Linked DNA regions of Homo sapiens: region 1 is linked to region 2. A link is an interaction called in ENCODE POLR2A ChIA-PET data of the cell type or tissue named here. Cell type or tissue: MCF 10A. All regions are shown on one strand.

Region 1 (2,500 bases), 78 kb after region 2:
GGCGTGAGCCACCATACGTGGCCAGAAGAACGTAATCTAATGAGACTTTGAGAGACTGGGAGCTTGGTGAAAACTGCTCTTGGTGTATTTCCTTCCTTCTGCTTGACTTCAGAGCTCCACCTTGATTTCCTGATTCTGTACTTACGTTGTGAAAGGAGGATGGTTGGCCGGGTGCAGTGGCTCACGCCTGTAATCCCAGCACTTTGGGAGGCTGAGGTGGGAGGATCACTTGAGTTCGGGAGTTCGAGACCAGCCTGATTAACAAGGAGAAACTACGTCTCTACTAAAGATACAAACTTAGCCAGGCGTGGTGGCAGGCACCTGTAATCCCAGCTACTCGGGAGGCTGAGCCAGGAGAATTGCTTGAACCCGGGAGGTGGAGGTTGTGGTCAGCCGAGATCATGCCATTGCACTCCAGCCTGGGCAACAAGAGTGAGACTCTGTCGAAAGAAAGAAAGGAAGAAAGAAAGGAATAAAGAAAGAAAGAAAGAAAGAAAGAAGGAAGGAAAGAAGGAAGAAAGGAAGGAGAAAGGAAGGAAGGGAGGAAAGGAAGGGAAGGAAGGGAAGGAAGGAAGGGAGGAAGAAAGAGAAAGAGAAAGGAAGGAAGGGAAGGGAAGGAAAGGAAGGAAGGAAGGGAAGGGAAGGGAAGGAAAGGAAGGAAGGAAGAAAGGGAAGGAAAGGAAGGAAGGAAGATGGTGGGAGGGTAAAGGCTGGTTGAAGCTGCTAATTCTAATTTGTAGTGTTCCCTGCTTCTTCTCCTCCCTCGCTATTTTGTGCCTTTGGTCTCAGGACCTTCCTCAGCCGTCCCTTCTTCCAGGCAGACTTTGCTCAGTGCCTCACTCAGTGTGAATCCCGTGCCTTCTACCTCCCCGCATAATGTCCCCCAAACTTCGTCAGAGTACAAATTCAGCTGCACTGTGGTTCTCATTTAGTCATCTTTGTTCTTCACTAGATCAAAAATTCTTGAGGACAGAAAAGCGATTTCCTGTCAAGCAATTTTCCCTTCAAACCTTGGGTCTAGCACATGGCACATGACATTTACTAACTAAAACATACATTGAGTAGGTGGCAGGAGTAAGCAGTTGTTTACAAAGGTAGCTGCAATCATTTTTTGTTGTTCTTTTTTTTTTTTTTTTTTTTTGAGACGAAGTCTTGCTCTATCATACAGGCTGGAGTGCAGTGGCACAATCTCAGATTACTGCAGCCTCTGCCCCCTGGGTTCCAGCGATTCTCCTGCCTCAGCCTCCTGGGTAACTGAGATTACAGGTGCACGCCACCGCGCCCGGCTGGCTGCAATAGTTTTTCCCATCCCTTTATGCAAATCCCTTTTGCAACGTGACTATGCTGCGTCAAAGGGTAGGGATTATTCCTCCACCCCTTGAATCTGGGCTTGGCCACCGGGACATTAGCAAACGTGATGCAAGCAGGGGCTTGAAAAGCACTTGCACAAAAGGAATTACCCCTTTTTGACAGCGGCTGTAACCCTGAGACCGGTGATGTGAGCAAGCCTGGGCTGGCCTAATAGAGAGGCCTTATGCAGCAGGGCTGAGCCCAGGCAGCAGCCTGCCTATGTCCAACCAGCCAATTGCCAGACACGTGAGTGAGGTCATCTTAGGCCATCCAGCCCCATTTAAGACCCTAGAGGACTACAGACACATGAATGACTCCAGGGAAGACCAGCAGCAGAACCACTCCGGTGACCTCAGCCCAAATCGCTGATCCAGATTCATGAGCAAGCCGTTAAGTCTGGCCATGGTTTGTAACGCAGTGATCAATAACTGATATAGAAGGTACTTTGTATGTGATCGTTCCTTCATTTGGCGTCTGTTCCTACTTTTCCTTTAGTGGCTAGCTCTTGTTTTTGCCTGTCCAGACTTTATTTCACTTTCTTCCTGTAGCGGCAAGTAGGTACTTTCTGTAGGAAAATTCTTAGAAATCACAGTGCTGAATCAAAGAGTAGCTGACATTCTGACTATCTCTCCAGCTTCCACTCCACCTCCTCCGGGGTTAGTCATATAGTTTGGGTAGGGCCAGGCATGGTCGCTCACGCCTGTAATCCCAGCACTTTGGGAAGCTGAGGCAGGATTATTTGAGCCCAGGAGTTTGAGACCAGCCTGGGCAAAATAGTGAGACCTCACTGCTATTTATTATTACTATTATTATTTATTATTATTATTTTTTTGAGACAGAGTCACTCTGTTGCCCAGGCTGGAGTGCAGTGGCACGATCTTGGCTCACTGCAAGCTCCGCCTCCTGGGTTCACGCCATTCTCCTGCCTCAGCCTCCCGAGTAGGAGGGAATACAGTCGCCCACCTCCATGCCCAGCTAAATTTTTTGTATTTTTACTACAGATGGGGTTTCACCATGTTGGTCAGGCTAGTTTCAAACTCATGACCTCAGGTGATCTTCCCACCTCAGCCTCCCAAAGTGCTGGGATTACAGGCATGAGCCACCACACCAGGCCTATTATTATTATTATTATTATTATTATTATTATTAT
Region 2 (2,500 bases):
AGAATGGTAGCCTGACCTATTAACTAAATTTCACTGCTAAACACACAAAAGGAAAAATATCCCATGTCTATGTTCAAAGGCTTAATATCTCAAACGTAAAATTTCATGGTAAAAGGAATTTGAGGAGAAAAAAGTTTTCAGAAAAATCTCTATTAAAGAAACTTAGTAACTTACTTATAAAATAAGCTTGATAAAGAGTATTATCTAAGGGCAGTAAATAGTAACAAAAGTATTGCTATTTTGCACTGGCATTTCAAAGTAATTGTGAAAATCAGGGGTTTCAAAATATTTATAAGGAATAGCTATTGGTACTACTCAAAATGCCAGTCCCTGACAAGATAAAGAGCTTGTGCCAGAATGTAAACAACACATTAAAAAGTCAATTAAACCAAAGAAATGTGAGGTAACCTAAACATACGGCACAAGGTCCTTATCTCTGTGGACAGTAACAAATAGTCTGTGGTTAAGCAGCCAGTTCAATAACCACTTTTAGTAGCACTATGCCAGATGCCACAAATGACCATTTCAAAGGTTATGACCACTACTCTGTTCTTTTTTTTTTTTTGAGACGAAGTTTCGTTCTTGTCGCCCAGCCTGGAGTTCAATGGCGCAATATCAGCTCACTGCAACCTCCACCTCCCGGCTTCAGGCGACTCTTCTGCCTCAACCTCCTGAGTAGATAGGACTACAGACATGTACCACCATGCCCGGCTAATTTTGTATTTTTAGTAGAGACGGGGTTTCGCCATGTTGGCCAGGCTGGTCTTGAACTCCTGACCTCAGGCATACTGCCTGCCTCGGCCTCCCAAAGTGCTGGGATTACAGGTGTGAGCCACCGCGCCTGGTGACCACCACTCTAAGTAGTTAATGTTGTGTGGATTTGCCAGCCCGGTTTTGCCAGCTCTCTAATACTTTCAAACAAAACCAGTGATCCATGTTTTCATATGAAATGGATCTGATTCTTAAGATTAATATGGGCAATAAATAATAACTGCAAGCCTTATACAATTCACAGGCTAATGGGCCGCACCCTCTATTACAGGAGTCCCCAACCCCTGGGCCATGGACTGATATTGGTCCCTGGCCTGTTAGGACTTGTGCCGCACAGCAGGAGGTGAGAGGCAAGCAAAGCTTCATCTGAATTTACAGCCACTTTCCATTGCTCACATTACTGCCTCAGCTCCGCCTCCTGTCAGATCAGCGCAGCATTAGATTCTCACAGGAGCGTGAACCCTCCTGGGAACGCCGCATGCGAGGGATCTAGGTTGAGCACTCCTTGAGGATCTAAAGCCTGATGATCTGTCACTGTCTCCCATCACCCCCATATGGGACCGTCTAGCTGAGGGGAAACAAGCTGCGGGAAAACAAGCTGATTCTACACTATGGTGAGTTGTATAATTATTTCATTACATGAAATAATACAACGTAATAAATGTACAATAAATGTAATGCGCTTGAATCATCCCGAAATCACCCCTCCCCCACCACAGGTCCATGAAAAAATTGTCATCCGTGAAACTGGTCCCTGGTGCCAAAAAGGTTGGAGACCACTGCTCTACTCAATTGTAAACAGTAGAATTGTAAAGAAAGTTGGGGTACTTGGCTACTCTACTTTTAAAAGTGAAATATAAAAATGTTTATTTTGAGCACTACTTTGTTCAACTGAGGTATACAGAATAGGTCAGAATTTTTAAGAAACTGTGACAGCTGGCATGCATTCCTTTATTCATTCAACAAATAGTTATTAAGTGTCAACTATGTGCCAGGTATTACGCAAAATGCTAGGGATATTGCAGTAAGCAAACACAGACAATCCCTCCCTTTCTGAAGCGGACGGTCTGGCGGAGGATAGGTATTATCCAGAAATCACTTAAATACCTGTAAAACTATAACTGCGACAGATGCTATAAAAGACAGGTAAAAGATACTACTGACCCCCCCTAATTAGTGGATCTGCCTTAGGAAGGTCAGAGGAGGCTTCCCTGCACAGACAACTAAGCTAAGAACTGACAATGGAAGAAAAATTCACAAAGGAAGGAACGAAGGGAAGGGAACGTGGCATTCTAGGGTCCTAGGTAAAGCAAACCGCAAGTACAAAGACCCTAAGGCAGAACTTCTGGAGCATTCCAGGTACTAAGAGACAGTCACTGTGCCTCAAATGCAGAGAGCAAAGTAAGCGTATATAGTTCAAGGTGAAGCTGGGGAGGAAGGCAGGTTCCAGATTACGTAGGGCATTATAATTAGAGTGACCATATAATTTTATCATGTCCAGTCTGAAACTTTCTGAAAGTGAAAGAAAAACTATTAATAATCACACCAGGATACTACTCTTTTTTTTTTTTTGAGACAGAGTCTCGCTCTGTCACCCAGGCTGGAGTGCAATGGCGAGATCTCGGCTCATTGCAACTTACGCCTCCCGGGTTCAAGCAATTCTCCTGCCTCAGCCTCCCGAGTAGCTGGGACTACAGGCATGTACCACCATGCCCAGCTAATTTTTTGT

What was found. Peaks named below come from ENCODE experiments on the same cell type or tissue, not always from the same donor. Only the 100,000 strongest peaks of a DNase experiment are listed, where the experiment ranks them.
Region 1: POLR2A ChIA-PET joins it to region 2 with 10 read pairs; 3 of 35 experiments call an interaction of 5 or more read pairs at or near these places.

What each region holds. Positions count from the first base shown.
Region 1 is chr17:2,561,775-2,564,274 of GRCh38, forward strand. No RefSeq gene overlaps it. Among named protein-coding and RNA genes, the nearest start is that of PAFAH1B1, 31 kb to the right of the region's middle. In MCF 10A, no CTCF peak of the experiment used is centred here; a DNase peak (open chromatin) is centred at 1,467.
Region 2 is chr17:2,483,947-2,486,446 of GRCh38, forward strand. The region is part of intron 2 of METTL16 (methyltransferase 16, RNA N6-adenosine); the gene reads right to left. Among named protein-coding and RNA genes, the nearest start is that of METTL16, 27 kb to the right of the region's middle. In MCF 10A, no CTCF peak of the experiment used is centred here; DNase peaks (open chromatin) are centred at 1,115 and 1,795.